Regions from separate parts of the Homo sapiens genome. Here region 2 is linked to region 1. A link is a loop called in an ENCODE intact Hi-C map of the cell type or tissue named here. Cell type or tissue: B cell. All regions are shown on one strand. Each heading gives the region's core, and the rest is flanking DNA. Links, peaks and the distances in the headings are about the cores only.

What was found. A loop is a pair of places that touch in the nucleus more often than their neighbours do. Peaks named below come from ENCODE experiments on the same cell type or tissue, not always from the same donor. Only the 100,000 strongest peaks of a DNase experiment are listed, where the experiment ranks them.
Region 2: a loop joins it to region 1, with 15 times the contacts of the local background. A loop is called at or near these places in 2 of 110 quality-filtered maps.

The regions. Positions count from the first base shown.
Region 1 is chr13:29,073,356-29,089,143 of GRCh38, forward strand. The region is part of intron 4 of MTUS2 (microtubule associated scaffold protein 2); the gene reads left to right. Among named protein-coding and RNA genes, the nearest start is that of MTUS2-AS2, 170 kb to the right of the region's middle. In B cell, for the core only: no CTCF peak of the experiment used is centred there; a DNase peak (open chromatin) is centred at 7,886; H3K27ac peaks cover 952 bases.
Region 2 is chr13:29,464,388-29,480,175 of GRCh38, forward strand. It overlaps MTUS2 (microtubule associated scaffold protein 2), which reads left to right. Exons shown (of 16, transcript NM_001033602.4): 10 at 15,763-15,788. It overlaps MTUS2-AS1 (MTUS2 antisense RNA 1), which reads right to left. Exons shown (of 3, transcript NR_046378.1): 3 at 12,128-12,552. Among named protein-coding and RNA genes, the nearest start is that of MTUS2-AS1, 15 kb to the right of the region's middle. In B cell, for the core only: CTCF peaks have their summits at 8,155 and 8,364; a DNase peak (open chromatin) is centred at 8,144.

The DNA of each region.
Region 1 (15,788 bases), core at 4,544-12,543:
TTCACAACTCCAAAAACATTAACAAAATAGAACAAAACAAACAACTTTGACTAGTTTCTCTTTCTGGCCTGGATATTAAATAATGCCAGGGAACCACAACTATCTGATGAGTCTTTCTATTATTGCTCATAATTCCCAGGTTGTGTACACATGTGTAATGAGGTTAGTGAAAGGCGGGTGTGTGTGTGTGTTTGGGGGTGGGGGGTTACCCTTTACCTTTTGCTACATAGATTTTTAAAATCAAAAGCATGAGGTCTAAGCTTTCCTCCATCTGTTTACAGCCTTGCCTGTGCAGGCACCATGTGTACATCTTGCCCTTCTTCATTATTCACCTTTCTGGGGCTCACTTTGCTGATCACGGGGAGTAACCCTACAGGCTGACCACTCTGTAGGAGAGCCTCCCATAGAGCTTTTCAGACCAAAGTTTCCTAAAGTCCCTACAAATGATTGTATTTTCAGGTGTGCATGCTCTCAGTGGGACATGGTTTAACTACAGTGGTTCCCTTGGAGATCTTTCAGGTATGTAGACCTTTTCTCATTCCTATAACAAAGAGGATTACTCTTTGCTCACCCCCAAGCCTCTCAACTAATCATTCAGCAAGACCTGCGAATTCTGTAACTTAATCCATCCGCTCAGCCCCGTTCCTGCTCTCAGAACACCAGGATTTCTCTCTTTATTGGCTGCCTCCCAACTGATTTCCCTGTCTTCAGCCTTGCCCCTCTCCAGCCCATCTTCCACATAGCAAATCATACCCAGTTCTCCCTCCTTTAAAATTCTTTGTTGGCTCCACATTGCTGTCAGAAGAAGGGCCAGACACCTTAATGTCAAGCAAGACTCTTCCAGCTGACCTCTGCAGTTTCTGCTCCCCTAAAATGCCCTATTTCTTCTATAGTCCTAACTTGACTAGCTCCTTTTTATCCTTTATGACTCAGGTCAAGTTTACCTCCTCCAGTAACCTATTCCTTGCTTAGTCCGGGTGGTGCTAGGGATCCCCTCTCCTGTGTGCTCCCACAGCTCTGGGTCCATGCCTCCGTCATGCCACTTAGCACCCTTTAGTGTCATTTTTCTGCACATGTGTGTCTGATAGCAGGAACTGTGCGTCATTTTTTAAAATTATTTCATAAGAGCTGTCATGGCACGCGGTGTACATTCAATGATTATTTCTCAAACTCAGCTGAACTGAGTGAAGGCAGAGGATATGTCTTCACTGTTCTCTTCCTTCTCCTACTTCTTCAGCTTTACTGTCCCTGAGGTAATTTTCATTTTCTAAGCTTCTGTGCTCCTCTCAAGTGACTGCAATACTGACACTACGAGTGCTTCTATTTTAGTCACCTATCTCCTGGGTTGAGAGGGGCTGATCTTGTTCCCAGTTTTCTGTATCTTTGATCTTACTTCTTTATTTTCCTTTCCCGGAACTAGTTAACTAGCTAGCTAGCTCTAGGGCTCTCTCAGTGTCTGTCTCTGACTTTCTGTCTCTCTTAAACCACAGTTTTATTGAGATATAATTCACATATTTCACTATATATTTCCACCATTTAAAGCATAAATTCAAATATTTTAATCCTATCCACAGAGTTGTGCAACCATCACTACAGTAATTTGAGAACATTTCATCACCCTAAAAAGAAACTTATCAATATACTGTCGCTCCAGATTTCTCAAGCCCCAGCCCCTGGCAACTACTAATCTACTTTCTGTCTCTATACATTTGCCTATTCTAGACATCTTATATGATGGAGTTATACAATCTGTGTGACCTTTTATGTCTGGCTTCTTTCACTTGCCTTAATGTTTTCAAGGTTCATCCAGTTTACACCATATATCAGCATTTCATTCCTGTGTTAATCTACTCAGGCTGCCCCCTCCCATTTGTAAAAGAGACACAACGGGAGGCACACAGGGTTCACTATCCCAGAGCAGCTCTGAACACACGTTGGTACGGCTAAGTTGTTCCACTGTCTAAGTGATTTTTCATGGCTCTGGACTCTACCATCTGGACTTTTGATTCTGCCCTCTTTGTCTACTTTCCTTTTTTATAAAAGTTTTGAATCCTAAGAGTGTTCTTAGCCTGTTTTCTGCCTGCAGAAGTTTGGTTGTCTCAAGATCTCCTTTCAGTTAGTATTATCTCTGACTGTTTTAGTCTAAGCTGACTGTTTCTGCTAATATAATTATCTTAAAAAGTTTGTGAGTCTGCTATGAATATTACTGGATTCACTCCATTAGATAAAAGCCACATCAAAAAAATCACTTCAAAATAAAGCCTTTCTCTACCTTGGGCTTCCACTGAGGTTACTGAGGGACAACAACTTTATGTTTCCTAGAATCCTATTGATTACCAGTCATTTAAGACACTGCCTTAGATTTTTCTGGTCTTAACCCAAGGATTTTAGTCACACCTTTAGCTTCACCATTAGACCATATTTTCCTGTTAGTGTCTGAACAGGATCATTGCCTAGAAGTCATTTCTTAATTTTGGTATTATTTACCATCTGGAGAGGCTTGGACTTTTCAAACCTCTAACAAGTCCTACCTCCTTTACATTTAGCAATTGGTTTATATTGAAGTCTTTAGCTTATCCTTCTACTCTTACACTTTACCAGAAGAGTGAGAAGAAGATAGGTAGCATCTTCAAAACTCTACCTGGAAATCTGGAAATCTCCTTAGCTAGATTTTTAAGTTCATAAGTTACAATCTATACGTTTCGTATTATAGAAGGTAACATTGTTGCTCAATTTTCTGCTATTCATTAACAAGAATTCACTTCCCATTAGTTTCCTCAGCTTCCTTTAAGCCTTCACTGACAGCTTCTTCATAAAGCTTCTTCTGGAAGTCTCTTTGAAGCTCCTTAGGCTTTCAGTAATGCTTTCCTCAAGTTCCTTACAGCTTCCACTCATTGCCTGGCTTCAAAGCCACTCTTACAGGATAAGTTTTTTATTATGGTATTAATAGCACCCTCTTCCAAGTACCAAAATCTGCATTAGTTATATGTTGCTAAATAACAAATCACTCTAACGCTTAGATGCTGAAAACTGCAACAATTATTTATGATCTAATGGTTTCTGTGGGTCAGAAATTTGAGAACAGCTTGGCTGAGTGATCCAGTCTTGGAGCCTCTCATGAGTTTGCAGTCAGATTTGGTTAGTTCTACACATCTGAAGGCTTGATGGAGGATGGAGAACCCTTTTCTGAGATGAAGTGATTACTCACATGGCTGACGAGTTGATGCTGGCTGTTGGCAGGCCTCAGTTCCTCCCCATGTGAACCTCTGGACGGGGCTGCTTAAATGTCCTCATGGCATAGCTGGCTTCCCCCTCGATGAGCAATCCAAGAGCCCAGGGAAGAATCTGCAGTATCCTTTATGACCAAGACTCAGAAGTCACACACTTCGCTTCCTCAGTATTTTACTGGTCAGCCCTGATTCACTGGTGTGAGGATCACTGGAGAGCCACCATCTTGGAAGTTAGCTCCTGTGCACCTTGACCTATGTTCTATTTTTCCTTTTGGTGGAAAGGTGCTTTTGCAATTACAGTAAGAGTGGCATTAATGATAGCAGCAATAGCAATGCCTATCATTTGTTGGGTGTTTATTATATGTTAGGCAATATGATAAGCATTTTAGATGCAATTTCTTTTCTATCATTGTAATGAATAGATGGTTTTATCCTCATTTTTCATGTGAGAAAACTGAAATTCAAAGAGTTTGAGTCTTTCTTGAGATTATACACTTGCTAGTAATTATACAAAATGCAGATCTGTAATACAGTTCTGAAATGTGCCACTTCTCTTGCTTTGTTTAATTGTGTCTTTCTTTTCTCCTTTGGGAGAGCTGTAGCCCTAATACTACAGAGTTGTGTTTAAAGAGGTTTGTCCCAGTGTGAAGAAAGCTTGATAAAAAACAGCTGCTGTTTGTTTATGTTTCCAAGCAAGGTGAGAGAGGAAGAATTGCTTCTCAGCCATGTGAACAAAGCAAACCACCTCTCTAACAAAGTATCTGTGAAAGGAGAAACTGTAAAAACAACTAGGAAGAACTATGGTAAAATTAAAAAAAAAATGAGCCCAAACAATATATTGCCCTGTACATATAAATGTACCAGAGAAAAACTTCAAATATGAAATTATAAGGAAAACATGGCCCTTGAATAAAAACACTGAATCATTCTGCTTGATGTGTTTTGCTTTCATTTAGTTTTTTCTTCCCATAGCACTTACTCTCACCTCTATTCCGGTCCTGTTACCCACTTTATCTTAGGCTGTGGTTATCAGTGAGCCACAGTGCTCCAGCAGATTGTCAGCCCTGGTAGGGACTACTCCTTCTTTGTTTCTGAATTTTCCAGAACACCTTGTGAAGTGTCTTGACAATGGTAGGCATCTGTGAATGCGTATTGAATTGGATTAATATACATTTACTTTCTTAACTTCTTTACTGGTTGCCTGGAATGTCAAGAACGTTTGACAATGTTGGATGGATCTTTATCAATATAATAGTAAAACTTAAAACGCTATGATTTTAGTTGATTGAGATATTTTTGTAACATTACAGAGTCATTAAAAGGAGAATCAATACAAAAAGGGAAAATGGCAAAACAAACTTAATTCTTCAAGTTTCATCAAAATGAGAATATCTGGTTTTTTCAAAGGATTTATCTTTTAAAAGAAAAATGATATTATTTTGAAAGAACAACACATCTTTTAAAAGTTCAGCAGCAGCACAATCTTTTTTGTTGTTCGAATAGAAATTTTCATCTTTTTTTTGGGCAAAATCTTGTCAGAATATAATGATAAAAATGAAAGAAATGAGTCCACTTCAGCTTCTTTGCATGAGATTTGAATATTTGATCTTAGGTTTTTATTAAAAAATGTTTATTAGCTTCTGGATTTATTTAAATTAATTTCCCTATTAGGATTTTATTCATTTAGAAGAGTCTTTGATCTGCCATACAAAACATTTATTCCACCTGCATGAGAGGAGTGTTTTTGTAGAGGACATACAATAACAGACCAAGTTTTCTATCTGACACAGGCCCTTTGAAAGTGAAGATATTTATATAGATTGGGAAAACAGCCATAGCTCTGTCTTAATGTAAGCCTATTCCTGAGCTGAAGAACTTTTATTTACCATAACAGCTTTGTTGAGATATAATTCGTGTACTATATGCAATTCACAATTTAAAGGATACAATTTAGTGGTTTTTAGTATATTCACAGAATTATGCAAATATCACTGCAATTTTATAACATTTTCACAGTCCCAAAAAGAAAGAAATCTTGTATCCATTAGCAGCCACTCCCTCAAGCCCCAGTTCTGGGAAACCATTAAGCCATTTTGTCTCTATTTTGGGCATTTCGTGTAATGGAATCATATAATATGTGGCCTTTCAAACTTCATCCACATTTCAGCATGTATCAGTACTTCACTCCTTTTTATAGCTGAAAAATATTCCAGTGTATAGGTAATCCACTTTGTTTATCCATTCATCAGTTGAAGTATATTTGCATTCTTTCCAACTTTTGTCTCTTATGAATAATGTCAAATTTATGTGCAAGTTTTATGTAAACATATCTTTTCATTGGAATATACCTAGAAGGAGGATTGCTTGGTCACATTGCACCTCTGTATTTAATCTTCCAAGAAACTGCCAGGCTGTTTTCCAAAGTGGCTGCACTATTTTACATTCCCACCAGCTATATGTGGAGGGCTCCAGTTTCTCCATATCCTCACCAACACTTGTTATTGTCTGTCTTTTTAATTATAGCTGTCCTAATGAGTGTGTCATGGTATCTGATTATGGCATTGATTTGCACTTTTTCTGATGGCTGAAAATGCTGTGCATTTTGTCATGTGTTGCTGGCCAGTTAGTTGTACATGTTCTTGGGGGAGATACCTATTCAATTTATTTGCTAATTTTAAAATTTGGTTATTTTTCTTTTCATTGTTGTGTTGGAATAGGTATTTATACATGTTGGATATTAGACACTTATTTGCAAATATTTTATCCCATTCTTAGGGTTTTTTTCTCTTTTTTGATAGTGTCCTTTGAAGCACAAAAACTTTCAGTTTTGATGAAATTCAACTTACCTAAATTTTTCTTTTGTTACTTATGCTTTTCATGTCATAGCTAAGAAACCATTGGCTAATCTGGTGTCATCAAGATTTATACCTATTTTTCCCCAAGAGTTTTGTAGTTTTTTCACACACCTTGAAGCTTTTAATTCATTTTGAATTTTTAAAATATAGATGAATAGGGGTCTAGCTTTCTTTGGAATAAGTATATTTAACACCATTTGTTGAAAAACCTCTTCTTTATCCAATGAATGGTCTTGGCAACCTTGATGAAATTTAGTTCACCACAAATATTGGGTTTATTTCTGGAATGTTAATTCTGTTCTACTTAGCTATATGTCTATCTTTATGCTAGTACCACACTGTCTTGATTATTGTAGCTTTACACTAAGCTTTGAAATGGGGGAGTATGAGCCCTCCAACTTTGTTCTTATTTTTCAAGATTATTTTGGCTATTCTTTGTCTTTTGAATTTCTATATGAATTTTAGGATTAGCTTGTTAATTTCTGCAGATAAGCCATGTGGCATTTTACATAGGAATTGCATTGAATCGGTAGATCAATTTGGGGAGTATTGCCATCTTAACAATATTAAGACTTCCAATCCATGAACATGGGATGCTTTCTAATTATTTATGTATTCTTAAATTATTTCAACAATATTATATAGTTTTCAGAGTAAAAGATTTATACTTCTTTTGTTAAATTTATACCTGTTGTAGCTGCTCTGTGGACATAGGTGGATTCGTATCTCAATTTTGTTTGGATTCTCATTTAGTATTAGGAAAATATTTAGGTAATTTGAATTTGTAGTAAAGCAAAGTGGAATATTATAGAGTGGCCTTTTTATAAAGTAGTTTGGTATGAGTTAAAATTAATACAGAGGAAAAAAACCCCAAACTACTCTACTTTGGTTCTTACATTAATTGGAACTTTAGCAATGAGGTGATTCCATGGTGTATTAGGGTTATCCAGAGGGACAGAACTAATAGGATAGATGGATATATAAAGGGGAGTTTATTAAGGAGTATTGACTCACACTGTCACAAGGTGAGCTCCCACAATAGGCTGTCTGCAAGCTGAGGAGCAAGGAAGCCAGTCCATATCTCAAAGCTGAAGAACTTGGAGTCTGATGTTCGAGGGCAGGAAGCATCCAGCACAAATGTAGGCTTGGAGGCTAAGCCAGTCTGGTCTTTTCTTCTGTCTGCTTTTAATCTGGCTGCACTGGCAGCTGATGAGATTGTGCCCACCAAGATTGAGGGTGAGTCTGCCTTTCCCAGTCCACTGACTCAAATGTTAATCTCTCTCTCTCTCTTTTTCTTTTTTTGAGACAGAGTTTCACTGTTGTCACCCTGGCTAGAATGCAATGTCACAATCTCAGCTCACTGCAACCTCTGCCTCCTGGGTTCAAGTGATTCCCCTGCCTCAGCCTCCCAAGTAGCTGGGATTACAGGTGCCCACCACTATGCCTAGCTAATTTTTGTATTTTTAGTAGAGATGGGGTTTCACCATGTTGACCAGGGTGGTCTTGAACTCCTGACCTCTGGTGATCCTCCCATCTCAGCCTCTCAAAGTGCTGGATTACAGGCATGAGCCAACGCGCCTGGCCCCAGATGTTAATCTCCTTTGGCAATGCTTTATTACTGACATAAATAAAGCAGGGCAGTCCTCTCAAGCAGATTGAAAATGTCTTGAGAGAGCACTGAAAGGAGATTGGCTTGGAGTTTTTATTGAGGTTAGGGTATAGGGTGGGGCAAGGGTTTCTGTACATAAACAGGAACTTGCCTGGTTTGACTTTCCCACAAGCACCAGAGGAGGGAGCATCTAGGCTTTGTGATCAGTCCAGATGTGGGCCATAAGGGGAAATGAGAGCAGTGAGGCTGAAAAAGATGACAGCTTCAAACATCAAACACAGGAGTCTTACTATTACAATTCACCCTGATGTCTAACTGACGACTAAAACATACTATATATTATTTTATTGAATTTGAGCTTGTTTAGTAAGCCCTTATGGTGCTCTATGAGGCTTATAGCCTGAGGCCAATAAGGAAGACAAACATTCCATTGAATCCCTTGTTCAAGAGCCCAGCATTGTGTGTTCTGGGAAGCAAAACGTTTCTTGTACTATCAGTGTCTGGAACTCCAAAGTGTTAGGTTGGTGCAAAAGTAATTGCAGTTTTTACCATTCAAAGTAATGGCAAAAACTGCAATTACTTTTGCACCAACCTAATAGATAAGGAGTGTCTTGATGAGACCTTATATTGTGGCTTGGGCATGTGTAGAGATATGTGTGACTTTAATTTATATTTTGGGTATCTGTAGGGCGAGAGATTACCAGAGGTTTGGTTATTTTTGTTTTGTTTTGTTTTGTTTTGTTTTTGTTTTTGTTTTACCCCAAGTGTGGCAACCTTGAACGAGAAATTGTTGTGGTCTTTGACTAGACCAGAGTGTCAGACTACTGGCAATGACCCAAGAATATAAAAATATGCAGATGGAATCAACTTTTGGCCGGAGTATCCAGTGTTACACGACTGCCTGAAGTTTGTCCGATTGTGGTGACCCTTGGTTTCAGTTATGGACTGACTGTTTGTGTCTCCCTAAAATTCATATGTTGAAGTTCTAACCCCCAATGTGATAGGAGTTGAGGCTTCAGGAAGCAATTAGTTTTAGATGAGGTCATGAGGATGAAGCCCCCATGGTGGGAGTACAAGAAGAAACACTTGAGTTTCCTCTTCTGCTGTGTGAGGACACAGCAATAAAGCTGCCATCTGCAAGCTAGAAAGAGGGCCTTTACTGGAACCTGACCATGCTGGCACCCTGATATTGGACTTCTAGCCTGCAGCACTGTGAGAAATAAATGTCTGTTGTTTAAGCCACCCAGTCTGTGGCATTTTGTTATGACGGCCTGAGCTGACTAAGATAGGTCCCATCTTGTATCAGCAACATATTGATTAGGGGATGAAAAGTAGCAGCTCTCCAGTGAGCTCCGTCATGCCTGATGGTGATATTTTCATCTGTAAAATGTATGAACTCCCATTGCTGTTGATTAGTTGATTGCAAGTGGCTCCTTACATAGCCAAATCTTAAAGGGGTGACCTCCTCCAGCACTGTGGCATCAGGCAAAGGTCTGAGGAAAGGGGAGGCCCTCCTTTCATCCTCCTACAACTTGGCAAATAGAATATGCGAGAGGGCCCACGTTTGGCCCTGTCCTGTAGCAAAGAGGCCTCAATAGCTATGCCAAGCTTGCAGGGTGCCACTTGTATGACTCAAGGCATAATGGAGACCTGGGTATGGAGGGTCACGGGTTCAGAGAACAGAAGTTTCTCTTCTCAGGAGAGATCAGCACATGGCCAGAATTTGGTATTCTTATATTGTATACAGCAGGGCCAAGGGGGTTCAGTTTCTTGTATCAGAAGTCCAGGGGTAACTTATAGCCATTATAAGTGGTCTAGAGACTCCAGGAAGCATGAGAGGAGGTTACTAAAGCTTTTATAGTGAGGAGTCTCTGAGGGAACTAAAGGAAATGCATGTTGATTGCAGTTTGGACAGATTCTAGAGGCGGTTGTTGGAGGGAAGCCCATTGAAGATGGGCTTCAATAAAAATTTACAAAGGAAGGATATTTTGCTTCCTGAACCCAAAAAAGCCTAAAAGACCCTGGGCTTCCCTTACTATTTTTGGTGCTGATACAATCATTAGCTATTTCTTAAGAGTCAGGGGATGGAGTTCCCTGCAGTTTACCAGGTAATTTTCAGGAATTTAGCATGGTGGCAAGACGTTGTACTATGCACAAGGCAATGGCCCATTTCTCTTCTGTGAACTCCTTGGTGAGTTTTTATTTGTATGTCCTGAACGAGTGTGTCGAATGTCGAATGAATGCCTTCAGAAGAGAATGTCATCAATATAATGTCATGCCTGTACTCTTGGAGAAAGTTGAGTGCAGTTAAGACCTTCCCTGCAAAGGCTTGTGTATGATGGCAAGGCTGTTGGGGTACCCTGTGGGTGGCCACCAGCTAAAGATAGGTTGTATTCCTTTAGAGGTAAAGGAAAGTTTTGACTAAGAAGCTGTTGAAGTGGGAGCTGAATGGAACATATTAGCCAAATCTATAATAGCAAAATACGTTGCAGTTGCTGATTAGATGGAGTCAGTCAATTCAATAATATAATGTCTGGGGGCCTTACTGGGTAGCACTATGGCATTAAGGTTACATAATCCACTGTGTAGTGTCATTCATTCCAAATTTAAGAACAGGCCAAATTGAGTTCTTATATGAAGGAACAATGGAGGCATGTGATGGATTTCAGTACTTGTAAGTTTCTGTTTAAATTTACATTGAGCCATACTAACTGGTTTTACTAGGGGTATGGTCCATGGGGTCTCATTTTGCCAAGCCAATTTTGTATATGTCAAATTCTTAATTATATTTAAATGTATTGATCATTAGGCCAGAGTGTCCATGCTCACTATGGGATATTTTAGGACAATGAATGCTATGATACTGGAAAATTTAGACAATAATTCCTGCAGTTAAGGTGAAACATACTTATGTGCCCTCTATTTTTTGTTCAGTAACTCCCCTAAGATTATAGCATGTTAATCTGTAAATGAAAGACTTATAAATTAGATCTATATTATAGATTATAATTATAGGGGGTAATTTGTTTAAATTTAATGAGATCCCAGGAATAAATGTAGTTTGAGCCTCAGTGTTAAGGCCATGAAGATTTGCCTGTTGGTGCATTCAAATTGTGTTAAAGTTAATTCAGAACCTATGTTGCAGAAGTACAAAAGCCAGTTAGTGCCCTTTTAAATCTTACGTTGTATAAATTCTTTTAGTAAATTTTGGATTTCAAATTGGGTCCAACTGTGGGCCTCTGTTTCACTTTTTTGTTTCCTGTCTCATATCTGGTTGCTTTCTCCATCTCTTTCTTCTTCCCTCCACCCTCCTTAAAAAAAAAAACAAAACAACTGTTGTTGTTACTGAGCATTCTCTCTACTTTGCTTAGATTTATAAGTTCCATCCTCCAGAGAAGTTCAAATCAGTATTGTCAGGGTTAGGGGCTCCTCCATGCAATGGTCTCTTTCTCTTTTTCCTTTCCCCTCCCCTCCCCTCTCCCCCCCTTCTTTTCTTCTTTCCTTTTTTGATGGAACCTTGCTCTGTCGCCCAGGCTGGAGTGCAGTGATGCAATCTCAGCTCACTGCAACTTCTGCCTCCTGGGTTCAAGCGATTCTCCTGTTTCAGCCTCCCTAGGAGCTGGGACTGTAGGTGCATGACACCACACCCAGGTAATTTTTGTATTTTTAGTAGAGGTGGGGTTTCACCATGTTGGCCAGGCTGGTCTTGAACTCCTGACCTCAGGTGATCCACCCCCCCCCCTCACCGTTGGCCTTCCAAAGTGCTGGGATTACAGGCATGAGCTACTGTGCCTGACCTCAGAGGTTACTTTATAGGGTTTAAGAACACTGGGTTTAACTAGTGATATGGTTTGGATGTGTGTCCCTCCAGATCTCATGTTAATGTGATCCCTAATGTTGGAGGTGGGGCTAATGGTGTTGGATCATGTGGGTGGATCCCTCATGTATGGCTTAGTGCCATCCCCTTGGTGATGAGTGAATTCTTGCTCAGTTCGTTCATGCAAGGAGATGCAGTTGTTTAAAAGAATCTGGGACCTCTCCCTTCTTTCTCTCTTTCTCCCTTTCTTGCCATGTGACATGCAGGCTTCCCTTTACCTTCCACCATGAGTGGAAGCTTCCTGACATCTCACTAGAAGCAGAGGGTGATACCATGTTTCTCATACAGCTAGAAGAACCATGAGCAAAAGTAAACCTCTTTTCTTTTTCTTTTATTTAGTAACTGTTATTTATTTTACTTTTCAACTTTTATTTTAAGTTCAGGGGGTACATGTGAGGTTTGTTACATGAGTAAATTGTATGTCACTGAAGTTTGATGTACAAATAATTTTGTCACCCAGCTAGTAAGCATAGTACCCAATAGGTAGTTTTTAGACCCTCATTCATTTGTCACCCTCCCTGCTTAAGTAGACCCCACTGTCTATTGTTCCCACCTTTGTGTCCATATGTACTCAAAGTTTAGTTCCCATTTACAGATGAGAACATGTGGAATTTGGCTTTCTGTCCCTGTGTTAATTTGCTTAGGGTAATGGCCTCCAGCTCCACCCATGTTCCTGCAAAGGACATGATCTTGTTCTTTTTTTGTGGCTGTGTAGTATTCCATGGTGTATATGTACCACATTTTCTTTATCCAGTCCACCATTCATTGGGCACCTAGGTTGATTTCATGTCTTTACTATTGTGAATAGTGCTATGATGAACATAGGCATGCATGTATCTTTTTGGTAGAATGACTTTTTTTCCTTTGGCTGTATACCCAGCAGTGGGATTGCTAGGTCAAAATCAGTTCTAAGTTCTTTGAGAATTCGCTAAACTGCTTTCTATAGTAGCCAAACTAATTTACATTCCCACCTGCAGAGTATAAGCATTCCCTTTCATCTTCAGCCTTGCCAAAATCTGTTATTTACTGATTTTTAAAAAAGAGCCATTCTGACTGGTGTGAGATGGTATGTCATTGAGGTTTTGATTTGCATTTCTCTGATGATTAGTGATGTTGAGCATTTTTTCATATGCTTGTTGGCCGCATGTATGTCTTCTTTTGAGAAGTGTCTATTCATGTTCTTTGCCCATTTTGAAATGAGGTTTGTTTCTTGCTTGTTGATTTGTTTAAGTTCCTTATAGATTCTGGATATTAGGTCTTTGTTGCATACATAATTTGCTAACATTTTCTCCCATTCTGTAGGTTTTCTGTTTATGCTATTGATAGGTTGTTTTGCTGTGCAGAAGATCTTTAATTAGATCTTACTTATTTATTTCTTCTTTTTGTTACAATTGCTTTTGGAGACTTTATCATGAAATCTTTGCCAAGGCCTATGTCCAGAATGGTATTTCCTAGGATTTCTTCTAGGGTTTTTATAGGTATTACATTTAAGTCTTCAAGATTGTAGGTGTGTGGTTTTTATTTCTGGCTTCTTTAACCTGTTCCACTGGTCTGTGTGTTTGTTTTTGTACCAGTACCATGATGTTTTGGTTACTATATTCTTGTAGTATAGTTTGAAGTTGAATAGTGTTATGCCTCCAGCTTTGTTCTTTTTGCTTAGGATTGCTTTGGCTATTGGGGCTCTTTTTTGGTTCCATATGAATTTGAGAATACGTTTTTCTAGTTCTGTGAAAAATGGCATTGATAGTTTGATAGGAATAACATTGAATCTGTAATTGCTTTGGGCACTATGGCCATTTTAACAATGTTGATTGTTTCTATCCAAGAGCATGGAATTTTTTCCATTTCTTTGTGTCATCTATTATTTCTTTCAGCAATGTTTTGCAGTTTTTGTAGAGATTTTTCACCTCCCTGGTTAGCTGTATTCCTAGGTATTTTATTCTTTTTGTGGCTATCATGTTCTTGATTTGGTTCTTAGCTCAAATGTTATTGGTGTATATGGTACTGGGTTTTATATATTAATTTTGTATTCTGAAAATTTACTGAGGACGTTTATCATTTCTAGGAGCCTTCTGAAGGAGTCTTTAGGGTTTTCTAGGTATAGAATCATATCATCAGTGAAGTGGGATAATTTGACTTCCTCTCTTCCTATTTGGATGCCTTTATTTATTTCTCTTGCCTGATTACTCTGGCTAGGACTTCCAGCACTATGTTGAATAGGAATGGTGAGAGTGGACATCCTTATCTTGTTCCAGTTCTTAATGAGAATGCTTTCAGCTTTTGCCCATTCAGTATGATGTTGGCTGTGGGTTTGTCATAGATGGTTCTTATTAGTTTGAGATATGTTCCTTAAATGCCTTGTTTGTTAGAGGTTTTTAACATGAAAGGATGTTGAATTTTATTGAAAGCTTTTGCTGTGTCTATGAGATTATTATGTGGTTTGTAGTGTTAGTTCTGTTTATGTGGTCGATCACAATTACTGTTTTGCATATGTTGAACCAACCTTACATCCCAAGAATAAAGCCTACTTGATTGTGGTGGATTAGCTTTTTGATGTGCTGCTAAATTCAGTTTCCTAGTATTTTGTTGAAGATTTTTGCATCTATGTTCATCAGGGATATTGGCCTGAAGTTTTCTTTTTTCATGTGTCTCTGTCAGGTTTTGGTATTTGGAATTTTAGAATACGTTTTTCTAATTCTGTGAAAAATGGCATTGATAGTCATTAGCTGTTGATGCTGGCCTCATGAAATGAGTTAGGAAGGAGTCCTTCCATGATTTTTGGGGTTGTTTTGCTCTCATTTCTCCAGTTCCTCTGGGTATAATGTTAGGTGGTTAGTTTAAGCATTTTCTGGCCAGGTGCAGTGGCTCACGCCTGTAATCCCGGCACTCTGGTAGGCTGAGGCAGGCGGATCACAAGGTCAGGAGATTGAGACCATCCTGGCTAACATGGTGAAACCCTGTCTTTTCTAAAAACACAAAAAAATTAGCCAGGCGTGGTGGTGGGTGCCTGTAGTCCCAGCTACTTGGGAGGCTGAGACAGGAGAATGGCATGAACCTGGGAGGCGGAGCTTGCAGTGGGCTGAGATCATGCCACTGCACTCCAGCCTGGGTGACAGAGCAAGACTCCGTCTCAAAAAAAAAAAAAAAAAAAAAAAAGAATTTTCTAACTTTCTGGTGTAGGTGTTTAGTCCTATAAACTTTCCCCTTAATGCTGCTTTAGCTGTGTCCCAGAGATTCTGGTATGTTGTATGTTTGTTTTCATTAGTTTCAAAGACTTTTTTATTTGTGCTTTAATTTTTATTTTTTACCCAAGTCATTCAAGAGCAAGTTGTTTAATTTTCATGTAATTATATGGTTTAGAGTGATCTTCTTGGTATTGATTTCTAATTTTATTGTGTGATCTCAGAGTGTGGTTGGTTGGTAGGATTTTGGTATTTTTGAATTTGTTGAGAATTGCTTTATGCCTGAGTGTGTGGTTGATCTTAGAGTATGTGCCATGTGCAGATGAGAATAAGGTACATTCTTACATTGTTGTGTGGAGTGCTCTGTAGATGCCTGTTAGGTCCATTTGTTCAAGTGTTGAGTATAGGTCCCAAATATCTTCGTTAATGTTCTGCCTTGATTTCTAATGTCAGTTAGGTGTTGAAGTCTCCCACTATTATTGTGTGGTTATCTAAGTTTCTTTATAGGTCTTTAATGAATCTTGGTGCTGCAATATTGGGTTCATATACATTCAGCATAGTTAAATCATCTTATTGTATTGAACCCTTTATGATTATGTAATACCCTTCTTTATCCTTTCTCATAATAGTGGGCTTATTAAATCATAGTCTATTTTTTTCTAAGATAAAAATAGCAACCCCTGTTCTTTTTGTTTTCTGTTTGTTTCATACATTTTTCTCCATCTCCTTACTTTATGGGTGTCATTGCATGTGAGATGGATCTCTTGAAGACAGCACACAGTTGGGTCTTGCTTATCTATCCAATTTGCCACTCTGTCTTTTAGATGAGATGTTTAATCCATTTACATTTAAGGTCAATATTGATATGTGGTTTGTTCCTGTCATCATGTTGTTAGCTGGTTGTTATGTAGACTTGATTGCATAGTTACTTTATATTGCCAGTGGGCTATGTACTTAAGTATGTTTTTGCAATAGCAGGTATCAGGTTTTTATTTCCATATTTAGCCCTCCCTTTATGGCCTCTTCTAAGGCAGA
Region 2 (15,788 bases), core at 3,571-11,570, 390 kb after region 1:
CAGGAAGATCTAGAATTCAGACATGTAGGAGAGTCAGTGTGGCAGCCCTGGGCAGGTCCCTGTAATCAGTGATAGGGCACTGTCTGCCCTCTGCTCTGTTTTTAAGCAGCCTTCCTGGCACAAGTGATAAAGGCTGTTGGTATTTCACACACCAGAGCTGGCAGGGCTCTGTGGTCCTGAGTCCTGAGTATGGAGACCTAGGGCCTTGTGATTCCAAGGGTGGTCCCTAGGGCAGCAGCGTTACTATACCTGGGGGCTTGTTTGAAGTGCAGACTCTCAGATTCCACCCCAGCTAATTCACAACCTGAATTAGCGTCTGCATTTTAACAGGATCCTCCGATAATTGGTATTGCAGCTTAAGAAGCACTGTCTGCTTACAGCAGTGATTCTCAAAGTGTGGCCTCTGGACCAGCAGCATCAGCATCACCTGGGAATGTGTTAGAAATGCAGATTCTCAGCCCCTGCTGAATCAGAAACTCTGGGTATAAGGCTTAGAAATCTGTTTTAAGCAGCCATGCTAATTCTAACGCATGCTCGAGTTTGAGAAGCACTGGCTTGGGACAGGATGATGCGGCAGTTAAAGGCATAGATTTGAGATTCCACAGATTCAGGTGGACTTGGTTCTGCGCCCAGATTCCTCTTTTTTCATTTGGGAAAATTAAGCAGGAATCACACCTACTTCACAGAACTTTTGTGACGTTCAATAACCCTCTCTACACAGAGGACACAGTAGAGCAGCCGGCACAGAATGAGGGCTCAGTACCCATTAGCTGTGAAGCCATCAACAGTGAATGCCTCAGCTAATATTTATTGAATTACTAGTAGAGGCCAGGCATGGTGCTGAGCACTTACTATGAATTATCCCATTTAAACCTCACGGTAGCCCTAGGAGGGAAGTCCTGGTGCAATCCTCATTTTATAGATAAGGACGGTGAGGCTTAGAGGGCTTAACTCCCTGCACAGGAGCATCAGCTGGTAAGCAGTGAACAGGCCTCAAGCTCCAGTGCATTGGACACGAAAGCCCATGCTCTTAGACACTTGTGCTTTACTTACCGCAGCACTGGGAGAAATGCCATAGCTGGAGGCATCCCCGGTAACGCATTTAACACCAGGTAATCGCGTAGGCTACCCTTAAAATTATAATCTTTGCACACTAGTATTTCCACCCCATTGAGGATTTCCATGTCCAGCCCTGTTTCCTGCCCTGGGGTCTGGGTGATGCCTCATCTGGTCCCAACTTGTTGCTGTTTTTCCTCCAACTCACCATTCTTTCTGGCCTCACGTCCCAAAACTCCTCAGTCCCTGCTTGTTCCACTTGACCATCAGTGACCTTGGCAAGGGGCAGAGCCAGCCAGCCGGCATGCTGGGGGCTTCGTGAACATAAATACATTTAATCCTGGCCTCTGCTCCATAAGGTTGCATTACCTTCATTTTCTAGTTAAAGGTCGCTTCTCTAAATGTCCACTCTGTCTTTGTTACTAAGTTAGAACAGTCTGCCTGCTGGCAGGAAGCCAGGGCTGCATGGAGAAACCGCAACCATGAGTGCAGCAATTCCCGTGAATGCTGTTCTGTTCTAGATGCATTCCAGGAGGAGACAGTTACCAATGAAATGGGATTCACACCTACAGTAGGGACACACACCCATTAGCCAGGACATCCAGCATCTGAAGGTTGGACACTGTCCTGGAAGGGGTGTGGCTTTCCAATGCCGCTGTCTCAGACAGGCCTGCCCTTTGGGAACAGGCCACCTCCCACCTTTTGAGGACTCTGCAGGAAGGTATCTCCTTGCTTTGTTTCAAGTCAGCACATATTTATGGAAATGTGCCATATGCCTGGCATTGCATCAAGTGATAGGAATCTGTAGTTGAAGGCAGCCCAGCTGAGGTCTAGCCAGGGCAGTGGACAGACATTTTTATTAGCCATTGCCATCAACACACTCTTGGGCTATTGATAACTGCCTGAAAGCCTTGCTTCTTCTGTGTCTATGCCTAAAAGTTCCTGGGTGGAAACAATTCAAGGTGATCTCTTTTGTTCCTAGGAATCCGTTTGATGTATTTGGTTGTAATCAGGAGAAGCTGGGATGAGTTGATAAGGAAAATCATGCCTTTCCTGTTTAAAGTTAGGTTCTGTAGATTTAAAACATAAATCCATTCCTGTGCAAAATTAAAAGCCATAAACTGATGAGTAATAAAGAAAGACAATCATACGGCCAGGTGTGGTGGCTCACGCCTGTAATCCCAGCACTTTGGGAGGCTGAGGCAAGTGGATCACTTGAGCTCAGGAGTTCGAGACCAGCATAGGCAACATGGTGAAACCCCATCTCTACCAAACTACAAAAAATTAGCCAGGTGTGGTGGTGCGTGTCTATAGTCCCAGCTACTAGGGCAGCTGGAGTGGGACGATCACTTGAGCCTGGGAGGCGGAGTTTGCAGTGAGTTGAGATTGCACCACTGTACTCCAGCCTCAGTGACAAAGTGAGACCTCATCTCAAAAAAAAAAAAAAAAAAAAGAAAAGAAAGAAAGAGAGGTGCCTTCCACATCCTGTGGAAAATATGCTTTGCATTTGACAACCTAAAAAAAAAAGGAATAAAATTTTGAACCTATTACCATCAAATGCATTTAGATTTATTATCTAGCAGCCATTTGGTCTCCTACTCACCTAAGAGCAAATAAGGTCACCCAGACTATGGGATAGAGGAATGAAGTTAGCAACAGGCTGTGGAAAGAGGCCCTCCAAGCTGTGAAGCTTATTAAATGATTGGGTCACGGGAGTTCATTTTTTAGAACCCCACAGGGCAATTCTACATAGCGAAGAGTGGTCGCAAACTTAAAACTTTTGCCTGTGTTTAAACATTTTTCAGTCATTTTTTAAAAGCTCTTTCTAAAAGGGATGTTCAACATGGAGATGATGGTACCTTACAATTTATGTAACAAATATTCATTTGAGATAAAATTAAAAATCATTTTTTAATGCCACTTTGCACAGGAAAAAAAGAATTAAAACTAGAAAATGACCACTGCAATCACAGGGAGCTATTATCTGGCCTTTCCACTGCCCGGGCCTTCTGGATGGCCCCCATGTAGTGTATTATATGAACCGGTGCCGTGGAGATCTGAAAACTCTGCAAGCCCAAATTAACCTGGAGGAGAGGAAGAAATGGGCTCTCTGCAAAACCATTTCCTATTAAAGCCATTTCCTGTTTATGGGCAGTAGTGTTATTAGTTCTCACTTGGACAGCATTTTTTTTTCTTTGCAAAAACTCATAATTATAACCATCCTCTTAAATCCATTTCCCCTTTCTTCCTTTGCCTCCATAAATCATTCTTGTATTTTTCTCCTCTCAGACCAAGAAGGTTATAACCTTGCAATTATATTCGCACACAGGATCAGTCATTATCCATTTGTTGAAATGCTTATCCTCTAGTTTAAGAATGCATAAAATGCGGCCAGGCGCAGTGGCTCACGCCTGTAATCCCAGCACTTTGGGAGGCTGAGGCAAGTGGATAGCTTGAGTCAAGGAGTTCAAGACCAGCTGAGGCAACACTGAGAAACCCTGTCTCTACAAGAAAATACAAAAATTAGCCAGGTGTGGTGGCGCACACCTATAGTCCCAGCATCGGTGGTGGGAGATGAGGTGGGAGGATCATGTGAGCCCAGGAGGTGGAGGCTACATTGAGCTATGATCACACCACTGCACTCCAGCCTTGGTGACAGAGGGAGACCCTGCCTCAAAAAAACACAAAAAAATCCCAAAAGAGTACATAAAATGGCCAAGTATTTATTACTAAAAAAGAGCTTTAAACTAATCAGGATTTTTATTCTGCTTTTCCTTATATTTCTTTGTTTCCTTTCTTCCAAAGCATATGGCAGAATAACAATATTTTTATTCTTCAAAAGAGCATTACTGAGGCTGGGCACAGTGGCTCACGCCTGTAATCCCAGCACTTTGGGAGGCTGAGGTGGGAGGATTACTTGTGGTCAGCAGTTCTAGACCAGCCTGGCCAACATGGTGAAACCTTGTCTCTACTAAAAATACAAAAAGTAGCCAGTTGTGGTGGCGGGCACCTGTAATCCCAGCTACTCAGGAGGCTGAGGCAGGAAAATTGTTTGAACCTGGGCTGCACAGAGGTTGCAGAGAGTTGAGATTGCATCACTGCACTCCAGCCCCGGTGACAGGGTGAGACCCTGTCTCAAAATACACACACACACACACACACACACACATTACTGAGATTTGAACACCTGGACTGAGTCCTGGCTTGTCTCTTTCTAGCTGTGTTAGCTTAGATGAGTCACTGAACCCCTCCAAGCCTCTATTTCATCTAGTAAATCAGGGGGAAAATGCCTGCTTCACCCATCTTTGCAATATGCAGTGAAGGTTAAACAAATTAATATTGTGTGTTAAGAACCTTTATAAACTATGAAACTCATACAGATGCCAGGCATTGATATTGCTATGAATTCCTCATGTCACTGGGACATGAAGTGATTCTGCAAAAGCATGTTTGTCCTGTAATTGAAGCTTATCTCTTCAGGGGCCCATTTTGGAAGGAAATTATAATAAAAACTGGTACACCTTTCCCTGTTAGCTTTAACAGACAATAGTGGATGTAATAGATACCCCTGCATCATCACAATACCCATAGAATTTTAGGATGCTAGGACAGAAAGGGGCTGAATACTGAAGGTGCCCAACCTCCTCGTTTGACGGATGAGAATGCTGGGCCCCTGAGAGGCCTGTGCCTTGCTGAAGCTCCCATGGCTGGTGTGGACGGAGCCTGGGCCAGAGGCTCCTGCCCCGCCTCTCCTGCCTGGCTTCTGCTTTGTCCTTCTCCCTCCTGTGACCACTCCCCTTCCTGGACTTTTCACTTTTTCCACCCACCCCTTCTAATCTCTCTTTATCGGGAAACTCTGACCTGCAGGATTCAGCGTACAGTAAATTCTTTAAGAAAGAAGGCGGCCAGGCGTGGTGGCTCACGCCTGTAATCCCAGCACTTTGGGAGGCCGAGGCTGGTGGATCACGAGGTCAGGAGTGGAGACCATCCTGGCTAATGCAGTGAAACCCTGTCTCTACTAAAAATACAAAAAATTAGTTGGGCGTGGTGGTGGGCGCCTGTAGTCCCAGCTACTGGGGAGGCTGAGGCAGGAGAATGGCGTGAACCTGGGAGGCAGAAGTTGCAGTGAGCCAAGATCGCGCCACTGCACTCCAGCCTGGGCAACAGAGCAAGACTATGTCTCAAAAAAAAAAAAAAGAAAGAAAGAAAGAAAGAAGGCTGGGTGCAGTGGCTCACACCCATAATCCCAGAAATTTGGAAGGCCAAAGCGGGAGGATCGTTTGAGCCCAAGAGTTACAGGCTGCAGTGAGTCATGATTGTGCCACTGCACTCCAGCCTGGGTGACAGAGCAAGACCCTGTCTCTAAAAATTAATAATAAAAATAAATAAAATTTAGTTTTTTTAAAAAAAAAAGAAAGAAGGGGTGAGATTTCAATGCAGCACTCCTGACATGGATTAGGGGATCTGGAGGCCTCTGTAGTCATCCAGTTTGGGGTCTGTGTTCTCAAAGTTTGGCTCACAGGGAAGGAAAACATCAGTGCCCTTTAAAATGCCACCTTGATAAGAAATATTTATGTATTTTTTACATCCCATCCCAGACTCCTAATGCCCAAAATGCCCTTCACCTTAGTACAGCCAAATCTCAAATATCCTTTCACAAACTGTTTACAGACCCTCAGGGAGAAAAACACAACTATTAACCTACCCCACCGCACTGGGGGAGTTTAATAACTAGAGTCCATCCTGAGGCTCCATGCTTTTAATAACTCAGTACTGTATAAAATACACCACAGCATGTGAACCAGGTGATACTATCACTAATCATGAAAGGCTTATCAAAATTTAGCAGTCTTGAATTTTATATTTTTCATACTAACTGACAACCTCTAACATCCAGAAACGCCCTTCCTGAGGATTGTGACCCAGAGGGGAATTCCACTGTAAGATTACTGTCTGTCCTGCACCTCCCTCATCCCATCCATAAGCAAGTCAATTTGTCTTTGCCTCCCAAATGCATCCCCCATCAATCCATTCCTCCCCATGCAACAGCCTGAGTCCAAGTCATCACTGAATCTCACCACCTGGGCTCCAAACACATTCTCCTCACTGATTGCCTCGCTTCCATCCTTGCCTCCTACAGTCTGTTCTCCATGCAACTACCAGAGGGATTTAAAAGCTTCATTCGTTCCTGTTATCCCGTTTGATACTCTCTGGGGACTTTCCACTGTTACCTGAGCATAACCCTAACTCTTTTGAGGGGCCACAGGCCCTGCATGATAAGTCCCTACCTTCCTCTGGAACTTCACCTCCTTCTGCTCTCCTCCATGGGCACTCAGGCCCCACTGGTTGTCTTTCTCTCCGCAGTATGCTAGAATTTTTCCCATCTTAAGACCTTGGTACTTGCAGTTCCTTCTAACTGGGACTCCCTTTCCCCATCTCTCCACATTCTTCTCTGTCATTCAAGTCTGTTTGAATGGTGTCTTCTCCGAACAGCCTTCTTTATCCACCCCAGCTGAACTTGCCTTCCCCTTTCCCCGGTCTTTCCCTAGCCTTGCTTCTATTTCACTTTCTTTACTGCACTTATCTAAAATTTTTACTATCTGAAATTTTGCTTCCTGGCGGGGCGGGGTGGCTCACACCTGTGATCATAACACTTTGGGAGGCTGAGGCGGGCAGCTCACTTGAGGTCAGGAGTTTGAGACCGGCCTGGCCAACATGGTGAAACCCCATCTCTACTAAAAATACACAAATTAGCTGGGCTTGGTGGCGCGTGCCTGTAATCCCAGCTACTCGGGAGGCTGAGGCAGGAGAATCGCTTGAACCCAGAAGGCAGAGGATGTTGTGAGCCAAGATCACATCACTGCACTCCAGCAACAGAGCGAGACTCCATCTCAAAAATAATAATAATAATAATAAAATAAAATGAAATTTTGCTTCCTACATTTTTTGCTCATTTGTTTGCCCGCCATGACAGCATCTGTTCTCCACTATGCCAAGAACTATGCTTGTCACACAAGAGATGACATAAAGTCAACGCCAGTTTATTGACTGTTGGCCTGCCTATCTGAACACAGATACAAAAATGAGGATAGCAACTGTCCTTGCCCACTGCTGCGGGAGACAGACAGGTAAAGAGATGTGTTGCAGTTTACAACAGTGGTTGTTTTTAGGAAGCTATGGTGAGGCATTGTCCTCCCTCCCACTATTACCACACGGGTGCATCATGGAGGCCCCCACTGGAGGCGTGGACAAGAGGAGAGGCTTCAGCTTATGCTCCAGCCTCTGCTCTGCAGGCCCAGCCCCCCCCGACACATTGATCTTAGGTCACTTAGTTCCTCTTTCTGAGCCCCTGCCTGCTCTTTGCAAATGGATTAGGCTACTTACGGGACCCCTAGTAGGCTTACTGTGGGTAACGGTATGAGGCAGGTGCTTGGCACCCAGGAAGCACTCGCAGATGCCACCTGTGATTTTCACAGCGCCAGCTCCCTTTTGGTCACCAGGCCCGAGAGATGCTGCAGGGACCTGCAGAGATGACAAGAGTCCCAGTGACTCCTGTTCTTTCACTCTTGGTCCATGAACTTTCTGTTGTTTTTCTTTTTGAGATGAAGTCTTGCTCTGTCACCCAGGCTGGAGTGCAGTGGCATGATCTCGGCTCACTGTAACCTCTGCCTCCCGAGTTCAAGCGATTCTCCTGCCTCAGCCTCCCAAGTATCTGGGATTACAGGCACGTGCCACCAAGCCTGGTTAATGTTTATATTTTTAGTAGAGATGGGGTTTCACCATGGCCAGGCTGGTCTCCATCTCCTGACCTCAGGTGTTCTGCCTGCCTCAGCCTCCCAAAGTGCTGGGATTACAGGCGTGAGCCACCGTGCCCAGCCATGGTCCATGAACTTTCATCCTTCATTTTCAGCCGTTCCTTTCTCACTTCTTAACATTGTCATCAAAAATCAGTAATTAGAGAGAGTAGGGCTCTACAGGGTAGTGTGTCCGGGATCCCAGGCAGCTGTGTTTCATGCAACCCACCCTGACCACCTTGCGGATGTTCCTGTGACCTAACGGGTTTGGACAAAGACATTTGCCACCAGGGGGCATTTTTCAGGCAGCATAGCTCCGCCTGGTGGTCACAGGTTTGTTACAAGGATCTGTGCCACCAAAAAAGAAAAACTACACTGCATAAAGATGCTCATAATATCTAATCCCATGTAATTTTACACCTAGGAATGTATCCTAAATGAAAAAAGCAAAATGATATATGGGTGAACATGTTTGTTGCATTTGTCTATAATGGCAAATCTTGGAAACAAACTAATTGTGCAATAATGAGAGAATATAAATTGTGTTACACGAACATGAGAATATAAAGTAGCCATAAAATGTTAGGTAGGAAGACATGGGAAATTCCTAACAGGATATTAAGAATTCACACCACTGAAATGCTATGAAGGGATTACACAATTTAAATTTTCATTTTCTTTGTGTAGTGACATTAAGGGTAATTTTTTAAATTAAATTTTGTCCTTGACAGTTATTTTGTCTTTTCAATTACTCCCAATCTCTTGAAGAAACAACTTAATCTTTTATCTAACTGTGGTATTGTCTATCATCAGTATGTAATGATAGTGACTATTATAGTGACCTAAATATGTATAATGTGCATGTAAATATGTAAATAATATATACTATATGTGTGTATATATAATGGTAACATGTATATATATTATATATACACACAAAGTATTGGTTCATCATTTATTTTATAGCTATTATAAAGCATTTGCTATGACCTAAAAGGCCACATAATATTCTTATTTAAGATTTTATTACGAGCTGTAGAGCCAGATAGTTCTCTTTTGTTTCAGTCTAGTTCCGTAACCACCTATTTTGGCTGCCTCTTTGGAAAACCAATGTAAAGTTACAATTATGCAGAAGACACTTGGGACAGTCGTTGAGAGCAAATTGATCTTACTCGCTGAGTGTTCTCCTACTCAATTTATGAACTGTGGTTGAAATTAAGCTTGTCTTATAAATGGTTCCAACAGCAATTTTACTCTGCTGTTGTTTCAAGGATCACACTACATCTTACTGGTTTACACTAAGAAGTTGGTAGATTGATATCTTTATATATTATATATGTCGGAGGATGTTCAGAATGCAGTTTTAATAATATTTTAGGTATTTTTATATCAGATGTGTGTGTATTATTCATTGTCAATAATCATCAGTTATTTAAAACTGTACAACAGATTATAATCCTACTTTTGCTTTTCAAATCTATGCTTATAAATTAGAAATGATATATTCTCTTGGCCAATCATAATCTGATTATTTGAATATTTATTTTCTCAGCTCCCTAGATTGTAGGGGTTTATGATAGTGGTGTCTGCCTTTCACTCTAAAGGATTAAATGTTTTTACGTGAGTAGAAATAAATAATGAAAGTGAAACTCCAGGTGTTGTCTAATGCTATTAAATTAGCTTACATTAATCTCTGTCTGAAAAGTGCCCAAATAGATAGACTTCTGAAGGTTTACTAGAGGCAACAGGATATTTATTTCTTTAGGGACTCCATTATTGGAGCCATTTCCCCTGGTGCCAGCTGCTCTTATTATCCAATATTTTCTACAGGCCTAGGGCTTACAACAGAGAGCCATTGGAAGAATGTAAGCATCACCTCTCATTTTATAATAGCAATTGGGAATTTGGGGATTGGAGCTATATGTGCAAAAAGTGATTACTTTGCCACTTTATAGACAGCAAAACTGAGGTGTACCCAGTTTGTGATTTATTTAAGACAACAGTGCAGTTCAGGGACAGCCCTAGAATGAAACCCAATCATTTCTGAGCCTCTAGTAGAGTGCCTGGTCCATGAATCGTCCTATCACTGACATGGATAAAACTAAGTGAAATTGAACTTTTACCAGAACTTTTGAAAACCCAGACTTCTCTTTAATTATGACAATAATTTTAAAAATCTTTTTACTTCTAAGTCATGCAAACAATAAACAGGGATTTAATGAAATATATATCATGACAGGAATTCAACATACAGTGAATCCCTGTACCTTGGCACCCAACCTCCCAAAGGAGAAAGAGTAGAAATATAGATACACTTTTTATCACAAATGTAATTTTACAATTACACTGTTTTGCTTGTTGCCTTTTCTTGGTTTAACAATATATTACGGAGGTCATTCCATGATACTACAAAAAGATTTGCCTTATTTTTTTTACTGGTTATCTATATCCCATTGGCACAGGATTCAACCTACTCATCATAATTTGAGTAGCCCCCTACTAGTTCCCTAAGGCAAATTATGCTATAGTGGTTGTCCTTGACTCAGATTTTTGTGCACTTGTGAAATTATTGTATTAAAAGATATGTGTCATTTAATTTTTTCATCAATGTGAATAAGTTGTTTTTATTCATTTATATGTGTTCTGTCTGTTTTATTCCACCTACACAAGCCAACTTATTGCCTTGATCTTCTGGAGTTAAAGCTACTGATCTTGGCACGTGATAAATAATTTTTTCCCATGCAAAACAGTACTTTCTAAAAACAAAATAAATGATTAGCATTTTTCTTATTATTTTCATTTGAGTTTTATGTGCTCAATGTATCTCTAGCTAAGAAGTGGTAAGAATGATTCCTAGGTTCCATGTACAGCCATGCACCACATAACAACATTGCAGTCAACAACAGACCTCATGTACAAAGGTGGTCCCACAAGATTATAATGCAGCTGAAAAATTTCTATCACCCGGTGACGTCAGAGCCTCATAGCACAATGCATTACTCACATCTTTGTGGTGATGCTGGTATAAACAAACCTAATGTGCTGCCAATCGTATAAAAGTCTAGCACATATAATTATGTTTAGTACATAATACTTGATAATATAAATGACTTTGTTACTGGTTTATGTATTTACTATGCTATATTTTTATAATTATTTTAGAGGGTGCTCCTTCTATTTATTATAAAACAAAATTTACTGCAAAACATCCTCAGGCAGGTCCTTCAGGAGGTACTGCCGAAGAAGGCATTGTTTTCCTAGGAGATGACAGCTCCATGGATGTTACTGCCCCTGAAGACCTTCCAGTGGGACAAGATGTGGAGTTGGAAGATGGAGATATTGATGGTCCTGAGCCTGTGTAGGCTTACGCTAATATATGCATTTGTGTCTTAGTTTTTAACAAAAAAGCTTAAAAAGTAAAAAAGTAAATAAAAATTTTAAAAATAGAAAAAAGCTTTTAGAATAATGATATAAAGAAAAACCATGTTTGAACAGCTTTACAGTGTATGTGCATTTTAGGCTAAGTGTTATTACAAAAGAGTCAAAAAGTTTGAAAAAATCAAAAAGTTTGTCAAGTAAAACGGTTATGGTAAGCTGAAGTTAACTTATCTTGAGCACAGAAAAATTTTTTTAAATAAATTTAGTGTAGCCTAAGTGTATGGTGTTTCTAAAGTCTATAGTAGTGTACAGTCATGTCGTAGGCCCTCACATTCACTCATCATTCACTGACTTACCCAGAGGAGCCTCCAGTCCTGCAGGCTTCATTCATGGTAAGTACCCCGTGCAGGTGTACCGTTTTTTATCTTTTATACCGTATTTTAACTGTACCTTGTTAATGTGTAGATATGATTAGATTCACAAATACTTAGCATTGTGTTATAACTTCCTACAGTATTCAGTACAGTAACATGCTCTACAGGTTTGTAGCCTAGGAACAGTAGGCTACACCATATGGCCTCGGTGGGTAGTAGGCTATGCCTACACTCCATGATGTTTGCACAATGATGAAATTTCCTAATAAAGCATTTGTCAGAACGTATCCCCATCATTAAGCAATGCATGACTGGATATCCATATATGTATATATGTATGTGTGTTTGTATATACAACAGTGTTGTGGTAGGGTTTTCATTGTTTTATTTTGCCAGCATTTATCTTCACCATTGTTATCTAGAGTTTTAAAATCAGAATATGAACTTTCCTTCTATAAAAACATCTAAATTTATCCTCTGAGATATATTCCATGTTATGTTAGTTTTTTAAAAATGTTCTTCCTCTCTTTTGGTAAAAATTTTATTGAGATATAATTCACATACCATACAACCCACCCATTTAAGTATACAATGTGGTGGTTTTCAGTATATTCCGAGTTGTGGAAAACTGTCACCACAATCCGTTTTAGAACATTTTCATCACCCCTGAAAGAAACCCAGATTCTTTATCTCCCACCCATAATGCTGCCATTCCTGTCATTTCAATTTTGAAAGATATCTTTTCCCTCCAAGGCAGCTGGATTAGTTATATTTCACCTGGAGTCCATCGAGTGACAGTTTCCTTATACTCTTCCTGTATTATCAGAACATTTCATCTTTATCAGCCTTGCAGGTGAAAAATGATTGCCTGCTTCCATCTGCAAGGGCACTGACCGTCTTTTCATGTTCTTGGCCGTTTGTGTCGCCTCTCAGTGAGCTTCTTGGTAAACCTAAATACAAGCAAACACATCGATGTCACTGCTTTAGTTATCCCATCCACAGGTACATGATACGTGAGGCAAAAGCCACTATGAAGCTACTGCACATTGAATTTTAGAGGAAAGAGCACTTTGCAGACAGGCCCCGTGCACTGGGAAGTCCACATGGAGCTTGTTCCCTGGGCTGCCCTAGTGAGCAGCAGGAGCCTGTGTTTTTGTCTGTAGGGTGACTTTGTGCTTTCTCTCAATGTAGATAAAATTCTTGCTTCTCTACTTGAATTAATTTGACTTTGTGTCAATCTGTCAATCACCGTTTTTTAATTGACATTCTATGGTCTTTGTTCTATTCTCTCAACACCCAGTCATCTCAGGATAAACCTATCTTTATATATCTACCTCTTACCTCTTCTGTGATTCCTAAGAGCTTTGTTCGCTAGCTCAACTCCCTGGTGGAATCCTGATTACTTTTTCTTAGTTGGAGGGTCTTTAGGGAGAGCTGGAGCTCAAGTAAGCTGGGGTCACAGAACTCCTGGGAACAGGCATGTCCTCACCCCTGCCACCACACCTGAGCCACATTGCCTATCAGTCATTGTTCATTAAGTTCCTTGTGTGGGGACTGTAGCCTCCAGTGATCAGAGGAAGGGGAGGACCCTGGGGGTCCCCTGCCACAACCTCAGTACAAGGTACCACAAAGTCTCTGACCAAGTCTGCCTTTCATACTAATAATTATTAGCAGACAAGCAAAATGTCAGCTTCCTACCTGTGCTCTGAAGCTTGGTGCATTCCATCTCTTTGTTCCTTAGAAATACCTCACCTAAAAGATCTACTTGCAGCAGATGTGACAATTATATATATATATAATTGGTCCATTTTGGGTATCAAATTGGACCATTTTTAACACCTTGTCTTCTATACCACAAAATTATTTTCAGCATCACCATGTAATAATCAGTAATACACATTATTTTCCTGACTCACTACATAAATAATTTAAAAAGAAGAAATTTCCATTTTCACGATAATATTTAAATTTATTAATTGAGAAGAATTCAGTGCTACTTCTGTAATATTCCTGCCAAACAGGCATAAGCTCAATGGGATAAGAAGAAAACATCAGATGCACTAAATTCAGAAACATTCTACAAGATTCCTGGCCAGTTATCTTTAAAATAGTGTCCAGGTTCTAAAAGTCAAGGAAAGACTGAGGAACTGTCCCAGCCTGAAGGAGACTAAGGAGACAGGAGCCTCCTTTGGTGCAACTTGTGATTCAGGGCTGGATTCCTTTTCTAGAAAGGACGTCATCGGAGTAACTCGTGAAACTGAAGTAGGTCTGAGCACTGGGCAGCACTATTGTAGCAATGTTTCTTTCCTGATTTTCATGACAGTGCGGTGGTTAAGTTGGGGAAAGCCCTTATTTGTAGGGAATGTACATGGGGAGATATGAGGTTCATGTTCAGCAGGTCAGCATCTTACTCTCAAATGGTTCCAATTATACAATAATGTCCTTGTACTGTACTTCTATGTTTTCTCTGTGTGATTTAAAAAATAAAAAGCCCTCAAGAGTTCAAAAACCTGAAAGGTAAGTCACTGTAGCAATTGTTCAGAACTTAGAGCAACAAAAGCCTTTTTTGAGGAGGAGTCTTTTTCCATCAATATTGTTTAGAATTATTGGTGCACGGCGCTAATCAAAAGCCAGGGTCTTTTAAAGTCAGTTTGTTTTTCGCTTGTAAATTCTCTACCTACAGCGCATCTCCTTACTGCCTACACATGGAATGGAACAGCTCCAACCACTCTGCCCTCGGTGGGCCCTGATTGCATTGGGAGATCAGAGTCCTCCATTAAATGATGGGATGTGGGACACTGGCCCAATGGAAGCCCTCGGGTAGGATAGGAAGACCACTGGGGACAGTGTTAGGCTGCTGGGCTGTGTGAAGGATGTTAGGACACACCCTTCACACAAGGGCAAGGTGCCTGTGTAATATCTAGCGAATCCATCACTTATTTCACCAGAAGAAGAAAACGTTAACATCCCTTATGCTAATTAAACTTTTCAGAGCCAAATGTGGCAAAGAAGCCCTTTAATTAGCTGCCTCTATAGCGTGGGACTTCTGATTAGGGTGTTTCAAATGCTATCTAGCAACCTTGGATGCATATTCCTGTCATCAGTAACCACCACTAGGGTGTGGATTACAGCTAATCAGCACCTGTACCTGCTCAACTCTATTTTAACGTAAATGCCAATGTCTCCCCAGTTCGTAGCACAGAGCAGCGAGCATGGTAGACCTTTGTAGAATGTAAATGATGTGTCTGTGTAGCTCGGCATTTGCATTTGGGTGTGTGTGGAATCGGTTCCATTTGACCTAGATGTAGTCGATTGTCAAGGTCTTGGAAGCAGGTGTGCAGCTCAGGGAGAGGTCTTTAGAATGGAAGCACTTGGCTTTTGCCCACAGCACAGGGGAGGCACAGACACTAAGACAGAGCAGGCTTGGAGAGTGAGCTCAGGCAGGAGCGATGGTGGCCGCTGTCATTGCCTCATGCCCTGTTGTCAGCTGGCACACCTGAAGCAAACCATGAATCTGTGATTAGGGGTGGAGTGTCTATGCAAAAGAGATACCGAGTAGAAAACTTCAGGGTACCTGAAAGGAAACCCCCACACCTGCTCTGAGATCATCCTGTTTGGCATTTTAGCTAGAAGAGAATAGCCTTAGGCGCCAGGCCCTATTCCTATCTCCAGCTTCCATAGTGTGCAGCTCTCAAGTCTTGATGGACGTAAGAGTCACCCAGGGGTTTTGCTAAAAGTTGAGATCCTGAATTCCTGCCTCATGGGCTCTGATTCACCCAGGGCGTATTTCAGAGTCTACATTTTTACCAAACGCCCAATATTTTTTATGTCTGTGGACCACGGACCTTGTGACAACCTGCCCTAGAGGCCTTGCAATCAGAAAGCCCAGATTTGCCTTCCCAGCTCCTTCTCCAGCCGCTGGATGACCTTGGGCAAGTCTCCAGACCTCCATGAGGCTGCAGCTTCTCAACATCCAGGGTCTGTTGTGAGGATCTAATGGGTGGAAAGGAAAGCACTTTACAAACTGTGTAGCCCTGCAGAAGTCAGAGGACCTCGCCCTGTTTATTACGCCAGCCTTGATGATCTGACCATGGAGGCTGAGTCCTTCCCATGCCTCCTACGGCCATTTTTTAAAGAAAGATCTTGTGCTTTGCGCCCAGCCTTCCATACAGCAAAGTGCGAGAAA